Regions from separate parts of the Homo sapiens genome. Here region 2 is linked to region 1. Evidence: chromatin loops called from intact Hi-C (ENCODE). Cell type or tissue: CD4-positive, alpha-beta T cell. All regions are shown on one strand. Each heading gives the region's core, and the rest is flanking DNA. Links, peaks and the distances in the headings are about the cores only.

Evidence for each region. A loop is a pair of places that touch in the nucleus more often than their neighbours do. Peaks named below come from ENCODE experiments on the same cell type or tissue, not always from the same donor. Only the 100,000 strongest peaks of a DNase experiment are listed, where the experiment ranks them.
Region 2: it touches region 1 in a loop (12-fold over the local background); 2 of 110 quality-filtered maps call a loop at or near these places.

Annotation. Positions count from the first base shown.
Region 1 is chr1:234,150,168-234,160,904 of GRCh38, reverse strand. All of the region lies in intron 2 of SLC35F3 (solute carrier family 35 member F3), which reads right to left. Among named protein-coding and RNA genes, the nearest start is that of SLC35F3-AS1, 120 kb to the left of the region's middle. RefSeq lists an enhancer at 6,985-7,486. In CD4-positive, alpha-beta T cell, for the core only: CTCF peaks have their summits at 5,824 and 6,026 (motif pointing left); a DNase peak (open chromatin) is centred at 6,034; H3K27me3 peaks cover 423 bases.
Region 2 is chr1:234,403,851-234,414,587 of GRCh38, reverse strand. TARBP1 (tRNA guanosine 2 -O-methyltransferase TARBP1) reads left to right here. Exons shown (of 30, transcript NM_005646.4): 23 at 4,057-4,143; 24 at 8,489-8,685. Among named protein-coding and RNA genes, the nearest start is that of COA6-AS1, 36 kb to the right of the region's middle. In CD4-positive, alpha-beta T cell, for the core only: CTCF peaks have their summits at 4,829 and 5,029; DNase peaks (open chromatin) are centred at 5,057, 5,657 and 9,187; H3K4me3 peaks cover 948 bases; H3K27ac peaks cover 2,264 bases.

The sequences.
Region 1 (10,737 bases), core at 1,906-9,905:
ATCCACACAAAGAGAAAAGATACCCAATTTTATAAGTGATAACTGTGCTTCAGCTTTGATGTGTGTCCAATATGCATGACATGTACACTTGGGTTAAAGTTGCCTCACAGAGCAGAGAACAGCTGCAGCGAAAGCCATAGGGTCTCATGAAGATGGGACTAGGACTGTTGGCTAGTCAATCATTTGGGTTAACAAGGGGCTCAGTGCTTCCTGATGCTCTTGGTTAGCTGGGACCAAGAGCCTCAAGAAGACTTGGGGACCACTGTAAGTAGAGTGACCATATGTCCTGGGTTGCCCTGGACAGTCCTGGCCTGTGCTTATTGTCCTGGCGTAATAGGAATAGTGTCTTTCTGACACTTCTTGTACCCTGGCTTGGGTGATCCATATTTAACCCAACTCAAAGGGGAAGTCCACAAGTGAAGTCTCTAGGTTCTCCCTGGACAGAGGTGGAGCCATTAGCTTCACCTTTGGAGTTGAGGCCTTGAGTTCCAGAGCCACTGTTGCTCCTATAGCAAAAGACTGGAACAGCCTTGTCTCCAACAACGCTGTTGTGCTGCCTGGGTCTTCTCTAACTTTCTTGCAAGTACAGCCCTGAGTCCTTCATGGCTCCTGGGTTGATGCTGGCCTGAAACTTCAACATTAACGGCAGTGGAAGAAGAGCAGGGGTGCTATTTTTAAAATTGTTATGTGTAGGCCTGCTATATATTTCTGTCCTCAAAGATAATCATGTATGCTTAGTGAGGATATTGAGTTTTCATGGCAATTGCCATTAGCCTATATGGTGTGAGGCTGGGCCCTTGATGGAGAAATATAGGACTTTATCCTTGAATCCAAATCCTATCAACAGATATTAATGATCCTAGTAAATGAAGGAGGCAGGTTTGAGTGCATGAAAAATGTCCTCTGTGTCTCTTTAACTTCTCTATGCCCCATTGTCCTCAAGTAGGTCTTTGGCACCAGTGATTCCTGCAACATATACAGGTCTAAAATCTTACGAGAAATTAGTCCAGACACAAAGGGCCTGATAAAGGTATACTTTTCAGGTCATTTCTGCCATGATTGTGTAGTGATTATTTTTAGCATCCCCACCTAGACCATGAGGGTAAATACACAACTGAATGAGTGAGGGAATGAAGGCATGGATGAATCCCTTGCCTACAAATTACACTCTAGAAGGAAAATTCCAGATGTGAAACAAAATTTTGATTATGAGATTACAAAGAGGGTGACCAAAGGGGGTGAGACATTGATGGCTCCAGTTTGTAAAGCCTATCTGAGAATTCCCAAGGCAATGTTACTTCAGTACTTTTTTATTGGCAAAAGTTTCTTCTCCATATAGGTTCTTTTTTTTTTGAGACGGAGTGCAGTGGTGTGATCTCGGCTCACTGCAACCTCTGCCTCCCGGGTTCAAGTGATTCTCCCGCCTCAGCCTCCTGAGGAGCTGGGATTATAGGCACCTGCCACCACGCCCAGCTGATTTTTATATTTTTGGTAGAGACGGCGTTTCACCATGTTGGCCAGGCTGGTCTCAAACTCCTGACCTCAGGTGATCCACCCACCTCAGTCTCCCAAAGTGCTGGATACAGGCGTGAACCACCGTGCCCAGCCTATGTAGGTTCTTAAGTGTCTGAAGTGCCAGTAGGTCTTCTTACTGCTTGTTTTCCTTGGCAAGGGTTAGTTTCTTAGAAATACTGAGAATGGCATGCGTGGGTTTAGGTCTCAGTTAGTAAATGTTCATCTTAAACATGTTGCACATCTTCCACAAACTTCACATTCGTGTGTGTGAAGAGTCTTGCACTGAGAAAATTCTATAACATCTATAATGCTCTGGGTATTAGAGATCCCATGCAGTCCTGGTATGAAGCAAAAGTGGGTTCCATTAAAAAAATAGTGAAACATTGTTCCAAAGTTCAACAGATCAACAAAAAACTCTAAATATCTTTATTATTTATTTCATAAAAGTATGGTCTACTATGGGGAAAAATCTCCTTTGTTCATTAGTTTTCTTATCTATAAAGCACAAAAAAGGGAGGGTTCTTTTCTAATATCTTATAAAGCAGTGATTACATATATTTCTTAGTTCACTGTTCTCAGATCTTTTGTCCACCACAGGTAATGTACTTGACAAAATACAAAGAGAATGAATTATTTGGCAAAATACAGGGAACGTCTTAAATATGCACATGCTTTTTGACAACCAATTCCATGTCTAGGAGTTGATACTAGGGAAATCATGAAGGTATGCAAATATTAAACCAGAAGAATGTTTATAACAAAGCTTCCTTATGATCATGAAAAACTAGAAACTAAATACCCAATGATAGGAGATTATAGTAGATTATAGTATGTCCACACCAACAAATACTAGACAGTGATGAAAAATGATATAGAAATGTCTATGATGTAAAAATATGTGGCAGAAAGTATTCAATATGTATTTATTTTTCAGTGAAGAAATAATAAAGTATTATAGAAAATAACTCAATTTTTAATGTAAGCAAAACTATAAGTATTGAAAGGATAGACAACTATCCCATTGTTGGGGTAAAGTTATAGATAACTTTGCTTATTCATATCTTCTGAAGTTTTTTACAATAGATATGTATTAGTTTTGCAACAAGGAAAGCAATTAAAACTATTTTTAGGTAATTCTGTTAGTAGAAATAATTATGCAGATTAGTTAGAAGCAATAAGATGGCTTGCAGGACTAACACGATTTAACGGAATGGAGAAAATGAAGTTATTCCCTCACCCACATTAGGTCCAAATGCAAGAAACAAGAATCTTGTTTGAAATCTGAACCATCACTTCTCAACCCCAGAAACAAAGGAGAGGCTAAAGTTAAAGTCATGATTTAGTGAAGATGAGTCCCGGAAGTAGATGACTGGCTGAATCGACTCATAAATGGCTGTGAAACAAGCTAAGAGTCAATACACCTGCAAGGTTTCAGAGGCCATTTTATTGGGAAGTATGGAAAATCACAAAATATTGACGTATGTACCAAAAGAAAAAAAAGTCAAACAACATGCCTCCTGAAATACTTTCCTGTTTTTCCTCCTTTCAACAGAGTTATTTCTGGTGAAGAAATGTCATGATCAGGTCTGAATGCAGAACAATATAAAATTAAGAATTAAGTGCTTCATCAAGTTTCTGCACGTGAGCCACCAGCAGCTTTGCATGTACTGTAAGTGCCAGCCAATGAGGTTAATGATTCAAAAACCCAGAGTACAAGGAGAATACAATGTGCAAAGGAAATGGGCCCCGCCACCTTGCTCAAGTGCCGTGTGAAGACATGGATGCTGAAAACAAAATCTTTCCCGAGAGAAAACAACCATGCTTGCACTGTGTTTTCAGAATTGCGTCCTCATGTAAATTAACTCAATAAAATTGGGTCCTTTCCTTCTTTTTTTTAATTATTAATATGGAAATATGTTAAATATACACCAAAGTAGAAGATGATGTCAGAGAGGTAATCGCCAGGCCACTAGTGCCCAGTGGCTATTGCACGAGGTAGGAGTCCACGGACGGTTCTGAGCAGCGCAGCAGCGTGATCTGGCTTATGTTTAAAAGGGTCACTCCGACTGCTGCGTGGAAAGTCGACTGCAGGAGATGAGAATATAAAAAAGAAAAACGAGCTAAGAGGTCATTGCAATAATCTAAGGATGAGATGATGATGGCTTGGATTACGTGGTAGCAGGGAGGAGGTAAAACATACAGATTTTTCCCCTATTGTTAAGAGTATCATTCTGAACATCTTAAAAATTACAGTTTTATTGAGATATAAGATACATACTATACAATTCATCCACTTAAAGTGCACACTTCAACGGTTTTTGGCATAATTATGGAGTTGTACCATCACCACCGTAATAAATTTTATAACATTTTTATCATCTCCTCCCAAAATCTCTGTACCCGTTAGCATTCACTCTCTATTTCCCACCCTCCTCAACCCTAGGCAACTACTAATCTACTTGCTGTCTCTCTGCGCTTACCTAATCTGGACACCTCATTTAAATGGTGTTATACAACATGTGCCCTTTTGTGACAGACTTCTTTCACTTATCATCATATTTTCAAGGTTCATTCATGTTGTATCATGTATCGGTACTTCATTTCTTTTTATTACTTAATAAAAAGTATGGATATATCACATTTTGTTTATTTATTCATCAGTTAATGGAGATCTGGGGTATTTCTACTTTTTGGCTATGATGAATAATGCTGCTCTGAACACTCCTATACAAGATTGTTTTGTGGGTATATGTTTTCATTTCTCTTGAATATACACCTAAGGCCCTTAGAGTTCTCTAAGTTAAACTTTTTTCTAAGTAACTGTAGCTTTTTGAGGAACTGCTCAACTGTTTCCCAAAGTGTCTTTACCGTTTTCCGTTTCCATCAGCAATGCATGACAGTTACGACTCCTCATCCTCACCAACATTATCTGTCTTTTAATCCTGAACGTTTTTGTGCACCATATCGCATACTCGATGATCGCTTTTGGGTACATTTCTCGAAGTGGTACTGCGGGGTTACAGTGTGTGCACTTTACAAAGGCTTCAGCCGTATCGCGGAATTATCTTCCAGAGAGGTCGTACCAATTTGTAATTGCGCCAATAATGTATGATTTTCAACTTTACCACATTCTCCCAGACTCCGAGTATTACTGTTCTTTTTAATCTTTTCCAATCCAATGTGGAAAAAATTATCACCTTTGTTCTATTTCTTGACATTGTTAATTTTTTTTATCCATGACATTGTTAACTTGAAATATGTTTAATGTGTTCATTGGTGGTTCTTTGTCTTATTTTTGAAACCTTTTCATATATTAAAAGTATAAACTTTTGATTTGTATATGTTATAGATAATTTTTCCAATTTGTTGTTTACCTTTTAATTTTCTTTTTGGTATTCCTCACCAAATAGAAGTTCAAGTTTTTAGACAGATATATTTATCAGTATATTTTTAATGGCTTCAACATTTGGTATCATGTTTAGAAAAGTCTTACTGACCAAAAGAATATATAAATATGGAACATATTTTCTTATAGTAATTGAATATTATTTTTTACATTTAAAAATTACTCCACCCTATTGGTTTTTGTTTTTGGGGTTTTTTTTTTGGTATATTGTGTGAAGTAGAGTTCTAACTCTCCTATCTTTGAATAATCCATCCTTTCCCCAATAATTTTTCAGGCAATTGTTAGCATTCATTTAATTCTTATATGTCATTAGATCCCTTACTTTCTATTCCTTTCCATTAAACTGTGTATATTTAGGTAGTAACATTATTTTAACAATATTTTAATTGTTCTGGTTTAATATAGGTATTCTAAAATCTTTTAAGGCACGCCTGTAGTCCCAGCTACTTGGGAAACTGAGGCAGGAGAATCGCTTCAACCCGGGAGTCAGAAGTTGCAGTGAGCCAAGATTGTGCCACTGTACTGCAGCCTGGGCAAAACAGTAAGACTTTGTCTCTCAAAAATAATAATAATAATAATAATAATAATCAGGTGAATAGCAGTTTTCACTTAGAAGGACATGGAAGTTTATCAACATCCTTTAAAAGAAGGGGCTAAGAAACCAGTCCCAGTAGAAACCTTTATTAGACAATCTGTCCCAAAGTAATATTTCTCTCTCAAATAAAATTGTCTTAAAACAATGAAACAAAGCAGATAAATCAATTCTCCCCCTATGTAATCAGCCCTCTGTATCCACGAGTTTGCATACACAGATTCAACCAACTACGGATTGAAAATATTTGAACAAAAAAGAAAAATAACAATAAATAATAATAGAAGTAAAAAATACAGCATAACAACTATTAACATAGCATTTACATTGTGTTAGGTATTATAAGTAATTTAGAGATGGTTTCAGGTATATGGAGGATGTGCATAGGTTATATACAAATAACACATCATTTTGCCTAAGAGACTTGAGCATCCTGGAATTTTGGTATCTCTGGGAGTCCTGGAGTCAAATCGCCCCCGGATATAGATGGATGATTTACATACTTGCTTATCTCTCCCCCTGGTGGATTTCTTTTGTCATTACATCAGGCAGGAGCCTCTAAATTCTGGATCAAGGAGGGCTCTTGGGTAGGCCTGAAGGAGGCTGGAGTAAAACCTTTAGAAATACTAACTACTAAAAAGATTATGGTGGCATCCCATGCCTACATTATTAACATTTGCTGATCAAAAGTAAATGTAAGGAATTCTGACACGTATTTGATTTTTAAAATTTTAGTTATGATAACTATTTAAACTATTGGGGGAAGGAGAATGCCAGACATCAAATTTGTGCTCCCCTGCCTGACCCCTGTGGCCTCTGATAACTTCCCGGCTCCCTGGTATTATAAGAGATCCCAGGCTCATCTTACACATTTCCGGCTTAGACTTGGAAGCAACTGTTTCTCCAAGAAGGGTTGGTTTCTATTAGTGGGTGAGGAATGCTCACTGCTACTGGATTGGCAGTTGAACTAAGAAATATTTGTATGCCAATAGATAGATGGACACATACATAAAATATTTTATGAGTTCATATTGAGATTTCCAATTCAATTCCAAGACATTAGGGTGTGTGCTTAACTTCCCCCATTACATCTGAGCTCCTTTCCTGTGCCCTGTGAATGTGAGTTTTCTTTTCTTTTTTTGAGACAGGGTCTCACTCTATCGCTCCGGCTGGAGTGCTGTGGCGTAATCACAGCTCACTGCAGCTTCTACTTCCTGAGCTCATTTGTCACTTTCTGCTTTACTTCTCCCACCTCAGCCTCCTAAGTAGCTGGGACTACAGGCATATACCACCCCACCCAGCTAGTTTTTTGTTTTTTGTTTTTTTTTTTGAGACGGAGTCTCGCTCTGTTGCCCAGGCTGGAGTGCAGTGGTGTGATCTCGGCTCACTGCAAGCTCCGTCTCCTGGGTTCACGCCTTCTCCTGCCTCAGCCTCCCGAGTACCTGGGACTACAGGCGCCTGCCGCCATGCCCGGCTAATTTTTTGTATTTTTAGTAGAGACGGGGTTAGCCAGCATGGTCTCGATCTCCTGACCTCGTGATCCGCCCGCCTCAGCCTCCCAAAGTGCTGGGATTACAGGCGTGAGCCACTGCGTCCGGCCCCCACCCAGCTAGTTTTTGTATTTTTAGTGGAGATGGGGTTTTGCCATGTTGCCCATGGCTGGTATCAAACTCCTAGGCTCAAGTGATCTGCCCACCTCTGCCTCCCAAAATCCTGGGATTACAGGTGTGAGCCATTGTGCCCAGCCAGAATGTGAGTTTTCAAAGACACCAGGAAAACAACTAAAATACAGTATATCATAATTGCTCATTTGTTTTATGTTACTCAACAGCCTCTGAATAACACCCCTAATACTACCACCTACATGATAACTGAAAGCATTAACATATTTTGGTATGTGCTTTCCTTGTTCTTCCCCCATTTGTATTTTATTTTATTATTATTTGTAGAGATGAGAGTCTCGCTATGTTGCCCAGGCTGGTCTTGAACTCCTGGCCTCAAACAGTCCTCCCAACTTGGCCTCCCTAAGTGCTGGAATTATAGGCATGAGCCACCTGTTCCTCCATTTTTATCACTGGGCTGTATCTATATTGTGAGAGCACAGATACACTATACTGTCTGAGCCTGCCCCACTTACTGTAATGCTCCACACCAGTTCTTACTATTAGGGTCTCTCTAGTCATGTGATTGTCTGAAGCTTGGTTTCCAGAAGATTCTTTAGGAAGTGTTCATGAGAACAATATTCCTTGAGTTTTTGCATGTTGATAAGAGTGGATGTCCTTTAGACTTGATATAAAATCCTAGGATGACACTTCCTTTACTTGAGCAGGTTAAACAGACTCTTCTCAAAAGAAGACCAACAAACATGAAATTTTATGTTGCCAACATACATATGAAAAAAAGTTCATCATCACTGGTCATTAGAGAAATGCAAATCAAAGCCACAATGAGACACCATCTCACGCCAGTTAGAGTGGGGATCATTAAAAAGTCAGGAAGCAACAGATGCTGGAGAGGATGTGGATAAATAGAAACGCTTTTACATTGTTGGTGGGAGTATAAATTAGTTCAACTATTGTGGAAGACAGTGTGGCGATTTTTCAAGGATCTAGAACCAGAAATACCATTTTACCCAGCAATCCCATTACTGGGTATATACCCAAAGGATTATAAATCATTCTACTATAAAGACACATGCACACGTATATTTATTGCAGCACTGTTCACAATAGCAAAGACTTGGAACCAACCCAAATGCCCATCAATGATAGAATGGATAAAGAAAATGTGGCATATATACACCACGGAATACTATGCAATCATAAAAAAGGATGAGTTCATGTCCTTTGCAGGGACATGGATGAAGCTGGAAACCATCATTCTCAGCAAGCTAACACAGGAACAGAAAACCAAACACTGCATGTTCTCACTCATAGGTGGGAGGTGAACAATGAGAACACATGGACACAGGGAGGGGAACACCGGGGCCTGTCAGTGGATGGGAGGCTAGGGGAGAGATAGCATTAGGAGAAATACCTAACGTAGATGACGGGTTAATGAGTGCAGCAAACCACCATGGCACGTGTATTCCTATGTAACAAACCTGCACGTTCTGCACATGTATCCCAGAATTTAAAGTATAATAATAATAATAATAATAATAACAATAATAATAATAATGTTACTCCATTTTCTTTTAGCACTGCTGTCAAAAAATTGATTATCTTTTTTCTTTCATTTAAAAAAATCATATACACTTTTTTTTCCTATGTGTCAAATAAATTTTTTTCTTTTCTCTAAACTCCCATAACTTTACAAGAAAATATCTGGGTCTTGGTCATTTGGGGGTTATTATTCTCAGATATTCTAAAAGTTAAAATGAAATGAAATGATAAAAAAAAAGGGAGAGAAGGTGACAAATATTGAAGGTGGGCAAAACGATCAACCATACGGCAAACAGAAATCCCTTAAGGTATAAAATGCTCTTTAAATATGCAATTTCAATTTTTCTTTATTTCTGGAAAGTTTTCTTGAATTATAGTTTTCAGTATTTGTTTTGTTCCATTGCTTTGGATTTTGTGGGGTTTTTAATCCTGTAAGGAACTACTATGAGCTGTATGTTTGATCTTTTTGCCCATCTTCAATATTTGTCAGTTTCTCTCACTTTGTAAAAATCATTTCATTTCTTTTAACTTTTAGAATCCTTTTTACCTTTTATTTCTCTTAAGGCACGACGCTACGTTTATATGCTCTTGAGTTTCTTCTAGTTTAATCTTAATTTTTGAAATGACTTTTTCTTTTATTTTGAACTCTTTCCTCATTTCTGAGTTTTGCTAATTCTGGTTTATGGTTTTTTTTTTCACATCTTATATAATTTTCTACCATTTTGAAATGCCAGGTTTCAGTTTTGTTCAATTTGTGGGCACATTTTTCCGTCACACTTTCATTGTGTAGAGTTTTTATTCTGCCCCTTGGGTTCCTTTTTCTTATAATAACTTAGCCTGGGATTTTACTTTAATATTTTTCTCATGCTCATTTTCCTGTGAAATTGATTTTTCTAAACTTTTTGAATGAGATGGGGCTCAGGAAAGTCATGCTAGCTCCACTGAGCTTCCTCTTCTGTTTTTTTTTTTCTGATAGTTTATGTAAATGGCAGCTTGCTTTCTGGGATTTCCTGGCTCTATCTCCCTCCCTGGCTTTGGTCTGGAATTTATTTTTTCTTCCTTTCTGTTTGTCCCCATCCTGCTCAATTCTGACCTCATCCCAGCAGCCCCTCCTCAGTGTGGGCCCCATCCCAGGAGGGAGCTCTGCTGGGCCAGTTTCTAGTGTCCATAGGGCTCGAAGGCTCTGGATCCTTCAGTCCTTCTTGCCCTGAGCCTCTTACACTGACCTGGTATTGGAGTCAGCAGAACCCCATCCAGTTTTAGCGTGCTTCTTAAAGTACTCTGTTCTTTCCTGGGAATTCCTGATGGCAATTTTGGGTCCTTTTGTTCTCAGTTCCCTCAGTCACTGCCAACACTGGGTCCATCATTGCTTCTTTCTTTCCCCCACAGACACCAGGCAGGCCCTGTGGCTTGCTGGTGGTCTGTATTCTGGGGTGCCGGGAATATATTTTCATCGGGTTTTGTTACAAATGTTCCTGGGCTTTTGTCTTTGCTATTTAGTTGCTTTATTTTAATGTAGGAATATAGACAGAATGGAAAAACGACACTGCCTCTGCTACCATCGTCCCAGAATCCTCTCCATACCTGTCTGACCTTTCGGCAGCCAGAGGTAGACTGTAGCATAGCAGACATGGGATCTATTTTGATGAGCTTATCCAATGAGATAAGATATGAGAGGTAAGATAAGGGATGAAAAGTAAAGGGAACAAACATTTTTTAAAAATGTTAGCATTACATGGAGATTACTTAAATATACTTAGCACAGAATTAGAAAAGGTACAGACACACAGACCTGACAAAAATGTATAAGATGATGGTGTAGCATCGGCTGGAAATAAAAAGGCCCAGAGAAAGACACAGTCACCAGGCCTTCCTACTCCGAGGTCTTCAAACCAACAACACTCTTCCTCACAATTTGGGTCACCAAATTAGTCTTCTCCTTAAGAAGCTCAAGGAAATTGGTTGCTTTATTTACAGTGAGTTTACATTCATACATATTCTGCCTCAGCAAGTGTAGAGAATTACCGCTTCCATTTGAGCACAATTTAAATGCGGACAAT
Region 2 (10,737 bases), core at 1,234-9,233, 250 kb before region 1:
AGTGGTCAGCCTTTGTCTTCTTCTGTCAGCCACATGCATGCTGCTGACCATTTTCTTATTCTTGCTTCTAGTGACACACACTTCTCTGGTTCCTCCTGCCCTCTTTTCTGTGTCCTTTCCAGGCTTTTCTTTCCCTGCCTACCTCTTAAATGGTGGTGCTTCTCTAGAGCTAGGCTTTTTTTATTATTATTAATTTCTTATTTTTATAGTCAGTCTTATCTGTGTTGTGGATTCACATATTACCTAATGTGAATGACTTACTCATTAGTATTTGTATGCCACACATCTTCCCCTGACTCTAGATCAGGAGTTGGCAAGCTACAGCCAAATTTGGGCTGGCAGAGTTATATTGGAACACAGCCATGTCCATGCATTTTCATATTGTCTGTGGCTGTGTTTGTGCTAACGTGGCAGAGTTGAACAGTTGCAGCAGAGACTGCGTGGCCCACAAAGCCATGTTTTTGTGTATTGCTTGGCCCTTTACAGAACAAGTTTTCTGACCCTTGCTGTAGACGTTTTCCTTGTAGATGATTTTCCCTTAGACTAAATAACCTAAAACGTAGATGTGTAACACTGAGTGCCTTATTTTTCCCCTCAAACTTGATCTGCTTCCTACTCTAGTGAATACCACCACCATCTATACAGTTGCACAAACCAGAAACCTTGACACTTTCCATGCTCTGTGTCTGATTCGTGACCAGGTCCTGATCTTTCTGCCTGAATATTTCTGAGTTCTCTCTCTTCTGTCCCTGCCATTGTATCTCAGTCGACGCTACTGTCATCCTTGCAGTGGTTCCCTCACTGGGCTGCCTACATCCACTCTTGGCTCTGTTTCCATCTGCTTTCCACCCTGAAGCCCAGGCAGGGTTTCCATGGTGAGAATTTCAACAGGTGACCCCACCTGCTGAACACAGTGTCTTACGTCGTCTCAGGATGAAGACTATGCTCCTCGGAGTATCCCGTAAGGCTTGCGTGATCTTAGGCCTCTTTCCTCTCTAGTCTCTCTGTGTGGTCTATTCTCAATTCACTACCTAGGCACACTGATTGTCTGTTTTCCGTTGCTAGAACTCTCCAAAGCTTAGCGGTGTAAACAATGTGTTTTGTTTTGTTTTTGCAATGGAGTTTCGTTCTTGTCGCCCAAGCTAGAGTGCAATGGCACAATCTCGGCTCACTGCAACCTCTGCCTCCCGGGTTCAAGCGATTCTCCTGCTTCAGCCTCCCGAGTAGCTGGGATTACAGGTGCATGCCACCACACCCAGCTAAATAATTTTTGTATTTTTAGTACAGATGGGGTTTCACCATGTCGCCTTGGCCTCCCAAAGTGCTGGGATTACAGGCGTGAGCCACTGCTTTTTTTTCGTGATGTGTGTGTTGTCTGGGCCTGGCTGGGCAGTTTTGCTCCTTGTGGTGTCTGCTGGGGCTGGGACTTCCAAATGGCTCCTTCGCTCACATATTTGTCACCTCAGCTGCAATGGCAGGAGCAGCTCTGGTGGCTAGGCATCGCTCCCACTCTGTGTCTCCAGCAGGGTAGCTGGACCTCTTTATATTCAGTTCTCCAAGAATGAGCTTTCCGGCGGGTCGGGGGTCGAGGGGGCGCAGGCGGGTCATGTCCTGACATGCAAGTGCTCATCCAACCTCTGGATGCATCAGGCTTGCTAATGTTCACCAGCCAAAGCAAATCACATGACCATCCCTGCTGGGGTGGAAGGGGCCTGCATCGGGCATATGTAGGGAGGGTTGGTTGACCGGGGGTCACCCGAGATAACTGAGTACCACACTGACCTTTTCAGTCTTTCCTGCTTATCACCAGTCCTTTTGGTTTCAGGCTATTGCACATGTTGTGCCCTTTACACAAAATGGTCTTCTTTCTTCTCTTTATCTAGATAACTCTCTCTCCCTTCACATCTCAGTTCATGTGTCTTCTTTATTTATTTTTGAGACAGAGTCTTGCTCTGTCACCCGGCAATTATAGATCACTGCAGCTTTGAACAACTGGGCTCAAATGATCCTCCTGCCTCAGCCCTCTAAGTAGCTGGGACTACAAGCACCTGCCACCACACCTGGCCAATTTATTTTTAAATTTTTATAGAGGTGAGGTCTTGTTATGTTGCCTGGGCTGGTCATGAGCCACTGCACCTGGCCCATATTGTCTTTTTTTTTTTTTTTGAGACGGCGTCTGTCTCTGTCCCCCAGGCTGGAGTGCAGTGGTGTGATCTCGGCTCACTGCAACCTCCATCTCCTGGGTTCAAGTGATTCTCCTGCCTCAGCCTCCCAGGTAACTGGAATTACAGGTGCCCACCACCATGCCCAGCTAATTTTTGTATTTTTAGTAGAGACATGGTTTTACCATATTGGCCAGGCTGATATCGAACTCCTGACATTGTGATCCACCTGCCTCGGCCTCCCAAAGTGCTGGGATTACAGGCATGGGCCACAGCGCCCAGGCCCATATTGTCATTCTTAAAGGAAGTTACCTCCCCAAGTATTTAGATCCCCTTATTTTAGGTTTTCATAGCACATAAATAGTACTGCTTACAGTTAGGATTTTAATCTGATTTGATTTTTATCTTCTCCAGTAGATTTTTAAGTTACAGGAACTTGTTTCTATAGTAACTGTCATGTAGAAGACATTCAGTAACTGTTAATTAAATAAAGGAATTAAATAATAATAAATGATTTGCCTCTTGGATTGGTTTCCAAACTGGTCTTCCTGCTTATATGCTCTTTTCTTTCCAATCTGTCTGGCATTTATCAGTTTATTATCACTAAAATAATGTATTATTCCAAAACCACTATGATTATGAAATAATAATAGTTTCAGATTCCAGTTGAACAGTCTTTTTCAACTGGAATCAGAGGTTTCCAGATTCCAGTTGAACAGTCTTCTTAAAAAATTTTCCCTAAGATAGCTGATTAAGTCTTCTATAGGTTTTTCGCTATAGCTTTTTAAAGCCTCTACAGTATGATTCCATTTAACTTTTGAGCCTTATCTCCATCACTCTCTGCCAAACTGGCTTTGTCTCCTCTTGCTGCCTTTCCCTTAAGTTTGCCTCTGTGTCTTTGTTCTTGTTCACTTATCTGTTCTCTAACCTTCCTGCTCCTTCTCCAGGCCAGTCCTTCCCATCCTGAAGGCCTCACCTCTCCTGAAGTGAGCATGCCCTTGGCTCTGCCACAGATAATCAACCCTTGGTATCCATGGGGGATTGATTCCAGGCCCCCTACGGATGCCAAAACCTGAGGATGCTCAAGTCTTTTGTTTAGAATGGCATAGTAGTTGCACATAACTGATGTGTATCCTCCCATATACTTTAATAATCTTAGATTACTTATAATGTCTAGTACAATGTACATGCTATGTAAATCGCTGTTATACAGTTTTAAACTTTGTATTACTTTTTAATTGCATTATGTTTTAAAAATTTTTTGTTAAATATTTTTCATCCACGGTTGGTTGAACTCATAGATGCAGAACTCGTGCATACAGAGGGCACACTGTACTTTATTTTATGTTTTTTTTTGAGACAGGGTCTTGCTCTGTTGCCCATGCTGGAGTGCAGTGGCACGATCTCAGCTAACTGCAAACTCTGCCCTGGGTTCAGGCAATTCTTCTACCTCAGCCTCCCCAGTAGCTGGGACTACAGGTGTGCGCTACCATGCCCAGCGAATTTTTGTATTTTTTGGTAGACATGGTTTCACCATGTTGGCCAAGCTGATCTCAAACCCCTGGCCTGAAATGATCCACCCGCCTCAGCCTCCCAAAGTGTTGGGATTATAGGCGTGAGCCACTGTGCCCCGCTGTACTTAGAGTTGAGTTATTCAGTACTTTATGTGACCTGCTGATTTTTGTGTGCACTGGCATTTGGCTCTAGGAAATATTTCCTTTGCTTTCAGTCCTGTGCCTGTTGCCGCAGCCCCCTTCCCACCCAGACCCCGGGCTGTTCCAGGGAAGAGGCTGCCTCCTGTCCTGGGCCCTCATAGAGTCCAGCACGGCGCTTTCACGTGCATGTTTCACAGTAAGCTTTGAATCAATATTTGTTTATCTGATTATTTTTTCAGGGTGAAGAAAATCTTAAAACAAGCATTTGTACGTTTTTAGCAGTTTTATCACATTTAGACATTATTACTCAAAATATTCCAGAAAAGGTAAGTTTGTTTGTAAGAATTTAAACTTGACTGTAAAAAAAGAATTGTATGTATTTGTACCAATTTTTTATATGTAGAGCATTCCTGTGAATGTTTGCAATTTTTCCCTTTCCTTTCCACTGCCCTGCTAATGTGCACATGTATTAGACACAAATACCCAGTAAATGGGAATTACCCATTTACATGCATACACACTGAGGTGTGCTTGAGTACATACCAAATTTATAGACAAACTACTGGGTAAGTTTTTGTTGATACTTGTATAAAATTAATAATTATTTATAATTCTTAGGATTAGGATTACTTAGGATTCTTTAAACAGGACTTCCCTTACCTTCTTTGACTGAATGGTAGTTATTTAACAAATGCTCGTGCAAAGAAACTTATGGCCAGACTATTAAAAGCTGTTGGGTAATTGAAGGTGATATAAAATGACTGTCATCATTTGGAGTGTGCAGTACAGTTACTTCATGTTCCTCAGGTTTAGAACAATTTCCCCTGTAAGTTCTCACACAGATAGGCAGAAATCATAACTAATTTTGGTTAATCACTATGGCAGCCGTTGAAGAATTTAAGAGAACCTGCCAGTAAGATTTGGAATAAGATTCTATATTATTGCATCCACAGAAAAGAATGTACTGATATACTATAAACTCTAGGAGAAAACTTAATTGAAATAGTGTTATTAAGTGTTGAAAGTACCATAAAAATATAAGGGAAAATAAGCTTTCCTAGAATTTTTCAGTGTTCTAGTTTTTAAACAGTGATGTTTTTTATTAACCTATTTCATCCATTCAAAGACAGGCCTTTCTCCACACCACATTTTCCTCTAAAATCATGATAACACTTTTAAATTGATGGTGTCTTCCAGTGTGTATCAGCCAGATGGCAGTGTGTTACAGTTCCAGGAAAACTCGTTCACATCTTCCGTAAGATCAAGAAGGCTCTGGCATCAGATAAGATCAAATGTTGTCTTTCTGTTTTAAATATGTGCCGCAAAGAGATTTGCTTACAATCTATTGAGAAAGCTAAAACAGAGCAGACATTGTCCTGTTGCGGGGTAGATGAATAGCCTAAGAATAGTTTAGACAAATTCTGAAAACGAATTTACCTTAGAAGATGTTCATGTTAGATCTGGTAAAAGTAACATGTTATTTTTCTGTCAAGCCCTTTTTGTACTTGCCGTTTATTACATATTTTAGATTTATTTTTTATTTTCGAAACATCCAAAAAGGAATGCTAATTAGTGAAATGGAAGAATTTCCATTTCAACACCTTAGGAAAAAAAAAACTGACTTGACATACCTAAGAAAAGGCCAAGTTGATTTACTTTGTCAGTCTCTTCATTTGTGATACGTAAAGTCCGTTGTTACCTAGATAAATGTAGGTTTGATTTCTTGGAAGCAATCACTTAAGACTTTCCATTTTCTTCAAAGCATCTTACTTAACCTGCATGTGGGATCTGTACTGAGCAATTAGAGATTCAAAACAACTGTCACACACGACAGAGGTGGTAACCGCCCAACAGGTTCACCTCTTCCGCCGCCTACACAGAGCCGATTTATCAAGACAGGAATTGCAATAGAGGAAGAGTACACAGAGCTGCTTGTGCAGGAGACTGGAGTCTTATTAGTACTCAAATCGATCTCCCTGAGCATTCGGGGATCAGAGTTTTTAAGGATAATTTGGTGGGAGGGGGAAGGCCAGTGAGTCAAGGGTGTTGATTGGTTGGGTCGGAGATGAAATCATAAGGAATTGAGGTGTCCTTTTGTGCTAAGTCAGTTCCAGGGTGGGGGCCACGAGATCAGATGAGCCAGTTAATCGATCTGGGTGGTGCCAGCTGATCCGTCGAGTGCAGGTCTGCAAAATATCTCGAGCACCGACATAGGAGCAGTTTAGGGAGGGTCAGAATCTTGTAGCTTCCAGCTACATGACTCCTGAACCATAATTTCTAATCTTGAGGCTAATTTGTTAGTCCTACAAAGGAAATCTAGTCCCCAGACAAGAAGGGGGTTTGTCTTGGGAAAGGGCTGTTATCATCTTTGTTTTAAACTATAAACTAAACTAAGTTTCTCCCAAAGTTAGTTGAGCCTACACCCAGGAATGAACAAGGACAGCTTGGAGGTTAGAAGCAAGATGGAGTTGGTTAGGTCAGATCTCTTTCCCCACCTCAGTTACAATTTTGCAAAGGCGGTTTCAGAATCAGAGCACGAAGTGTTCCTATAAAAGGAAAAAAAAAAAAAACCTTTCTTAATTATGCTCATAGTTGTGTATTGTCCTGTCAGCTTGCTCATTGTGTAAAATGAGCGGACATGAGAATTCACGAGCAGAGCTTTTTACACTGATATGTATGAAAGCATCATTTACGTCCTGAAAGCCCCAGCCGAGCGATCACTGGCAGTGCCAACATTTTTGAGTGTGGGCTCCATAGGAAGCACTGTTTTCCCTATTGAGAATTATAGTGGGTTTTTTTCATTTACGAGTAATGTATACCTAGCTCCAAGATCTTGGTTGCTAACACCATTCTCCAATAAAACGAACCAGGGATCGCTGGAGAAATAGCTGATTCTAAAACTAGGGCAGAAAGTATACAAGATGAGCCTGGAGCATCTTGTAGAGTCAGAGAGCAAGGCAGAACTTTATACATACAGTGATGTGAGATGGGCATGCAGAGGGAAGATGTTCCCAGTGGCTGAAGCTGAAACAGTGTGAGCAACAAAATAAAGCAGTGTTGGATCACAACCCAAAGAATAAAATAAATATCCTCGAGCCCACACCGATATAAATAAATGATTGAATCAATAAATGAGTCCAGGCACTGTGGCTCATGCCTGTAATCCTGCACTTTGGGAGGCCAAGGCGGGTGGATCACTTGAGGTCAGGAGTTCGAGACCAGCCTGGCCAACATGGTGAAACCCCGTCTCTACTAAAAATACAAAAATTAGCCAGGCATGGTGGTACATGCCTATAATCCCAGCTACTCAGGAGGTGAGGCAGGAGAATCACTTGAACCCGGGAGGCAGAAATTGCAATGAGCCAAGATTGCAGGACTGCACTCCAGCCTAGGCGACAGAGTGAGACTCCATCTCAAAAAAAAAAAAAAGGATGGACAAGACAAATCTCTTGTAAAAAAAATTACAAGTAATTTTTATAGAAGCTCTGCCCTGAGGGAGGGGGAGCGTGACTTCTCACTCCTTCAGTGTGGGCTGCACAAGTGACTTCCTTCCATATGGGATCGTTATAACAAAAGACTGTAACAAGGGCTATGGGAGTTATAAGACAGGAATTGTGGACAAAAACCAGTGTATATCATAACATCACACCTTGTAATGTTGGCAGTACAGTCACTGACCTTTGATAAATGTTGATGACATGTTGAGTAAAGGAATGAGAGAAAGAGGATTGTTTATCTCTGTTTTTATCCTTCTCAGAGAAACTTAGAGTAACAAGTGTGTTATCAGCCATGCTGATGCCTTTGGTAAACTATTGTGTGAATATGGTTGTTTTGAATTGGTCAGTAGAAACTGGGCTGCCAGGCGCAGCCGGTAAGCATTTCCATGTGAGCCTTAGGGGAGAAGTGCATTTGGTAGGAGCATCAAAATAGCTTCTGATATTTCATTAAAAGTTTGGGTCCGTCTGGTTCCTTCATTAGTATATGTCACTTCCTTTGACCTTCAGTGTCTGTTGAACCATGTGATTTTAGAAAGCAAGGGATTGCTTGACATCTCCAGGCTGTGAAGACTAAAGTTCACAGGAAAAGACTACAAGGAAATTTAAACAGTTTTATTATTTTCCCCCTCATTTCTTAATTTTCCTGCCACTACTCAGTACTGTGTGGGTCCAGGATCACCATTAGGGAAGACAGAGTAGCTCAGAAATCAGTAGTGAGGAGGAGGACAGCACTTTGTGTGGTATCTTGCTCTAGGAGCATTTTCAAGCCATCAGAAGTGGGACTCTTGAAGACTATTTCTGACTTTCTCAGCACAAATTAAGATAATAGGAGATGGAGGCTCCATTTGAAAAACATTTTGGTTGTATAATGGTTAGCATAAAACATACTTTTTTCAAGTTAACTCAGGTACTAGAGTATGGGGGGCGGGGGGAAATGTACTGCAGCATTAATGAAAACTAGAGCTGGGAGAATGTGTTTTTCCTTGAGTAAATTGCAAATGCCTGTGCACCGCATTTGACCAGGAGGGAAGAATGAGAGGCCCTGGTAGCAAAGCCAGTGGAAGAAGTTTTACTAGGAGCAGTTGTATCATTCGTGTACTTTTTTTGTGTCATACAAGTGAGAGTAAAATGGTCCATGTCTGTGTTTTGAGGAATTTTTTGCCTTTCTTTTCAGAAACTAATTCTGAAGCAAGCCCTTATAGTTGTGCTGCAGTGGTGTTTCAATCACAATTTTAGTGTTCGACTGTATGCTTTAGTTGCTCTTAAGAAACTCTGGACTGTGTGTAAAGTGTTAAGTGTTGAAGAATTTGATGCCCTGACTCCTGTGATTGAATCCAGCCTCCATCAAGTGGAAAGCATGCACGGAGCAGGGTAAGGAGCCCTCGTCAACCTCATCGCCCTCACTCTCCTCCAGCAGGGCCCACAGGGAGGGGGCAGTGCCCATACTGTGTCAGCTTCTCCTTCCACATCCTCATGCTGCCGTCCTGGAGCATCGAGGGCTTGGACTGGGCCAGGCCTAAGCAGCTCACTTTGGGGTGTAGTTAATTACAGTTCATTGTCAGCTCCACCTTGACCTCTTATTGCCCTTTTATCCTCAATCCTTTATTGTACAAATAATCTTCTACATACTTGTACCTGTTTCTCTTCAGTATAGCTAAATGTCATCCTTTGTTGTTTGAGAACTGCTTAGAAGTGGCACGACCTGACTTTAAAGACATACTTTTAATCTCTCAGCTATACTAGTTATAGCTAAAGGCTTTTTTCTTTTCTAAGAGAACTCTCCTATTCCGCAGACAAAATCATACATGGAAGCTCAGTATCAAGCAAGTGACGTGGATGGGGTGAGGGAGCGGTGCAGGACCCAGTGTCTGTGAAGCCCCCACGGTGGTTCCCATGTCTGCCTCTCTTTCCCCGCACCTGTCACGGTGCAGAAGCAGGCTGCAGTGTCATAAGCATCTCCAGGTCTCTGCGCTTGTTTCCTTATCTCTGAGGTGGTGCTGTTTTGCCTTTTTATTATTATCATAGATTATTGCCATCCAGGAATTCTGGATTTTTTTTTTAAATTTTAGAGACACAGGCAATATCAACCAACATAAAAGATTTTTCATCTTAAAAGCTGAAAAAGCACCCACTAATTTATATACACAAATGGTTAAGTGTTGGAAGCAGCATAATAGGCAAATGAAATAGCATTTGGAAAACCAGTAACATGTAGAAGTCTTGGTCGTGACCATTAAGTTATTTGTACATGGTACAAATAAGACTGAGTCATTGTGTAGCTTCATATGGGGCTGGGGCGAGGGTACCTCCCTGGCCCGCAATGTACCTTTCTACCTCCCTTCACTTTTGATGCATTTGTTGAAAAGAGGCATTTGGGCATTAAGTGGGTAAGGGAGGTTTTAGGGGCTTGGGAGAAAGATATTTGATAAATACAAATAAATACTAAAATGGAGAAAAAAGTAAATAGCATGAAATAAAACAGGGGAGTAGCAGGAGAAAAAGAGAGTTAGCTGTGGGGAGATGGGTTCCAGAGGAGGGACAGAGAGCAGAGGCGGGAATGGATTCCTGGTACATCGTGCACAGTTCTGTATACTGGAGAATGACCTTCCTGTGCCTGGCCCAGCAAAGGCTGGTCATCAAAATTAGTCATTCACTGTAGCATTGCCAGGGACCCCTACAATTCCAACTGTCCTCTGAAAACTAAAAATCTTGATCTTTTCAAGGGACCTTAAATGTCTTATTTCTCCTTGGTGTATGGTGTATTTCCTATTATTTGGTGAATACATGGCTGAGTTTACATGTGTAGATTTGAACATTAATATTTCTCAGGATCGCATTTGCATTATCATGCAGTAATCCAAACTCAAGCTACCAAAGTTGCTGCTAATCATATTTTATTATGTAATTTAATGAACTTACGTGCTGTTTGTGTTTGATGGTTAGAGATAGGTAACCAGGGGACAGAGGGTATAGTTACCCCATAGACTTTCAGCCCTTCCTTAATGGAAGGGAGTTTGAGGGAATTGCCATAATTTAACACGCAGATAGGCATTTGTCAGCTTGTAGCTGTCTCTGTGATTCGATGGTGAGTGATTATTTGGTATTGAGACATTTCGATCCTGGTTGTTGATCCTATTCTAAATTTGTTGGTAGCTGTGTTTTGATTTCTAAAAGCAATTGGCTCCAGTCATATTTTTTATTAAGCAATAAAACGCACTTTTAAAAAATAACTTTAAAAATCTCAGTACCAGGTAGGAGATAAATAGCCAATCAAAATAAGGCATCCGGCTGGGTGCAGTGGCTCATGCCTATAATCCCAGCACTTTGGGAGGCCAAGGTAGGTGGATCGCCTGAGGTCAGGAGTTCGAGACCAGCCTGACCAACATGGTGAAACCCTGTCTGTCTCTACTAAAAATACAAAAA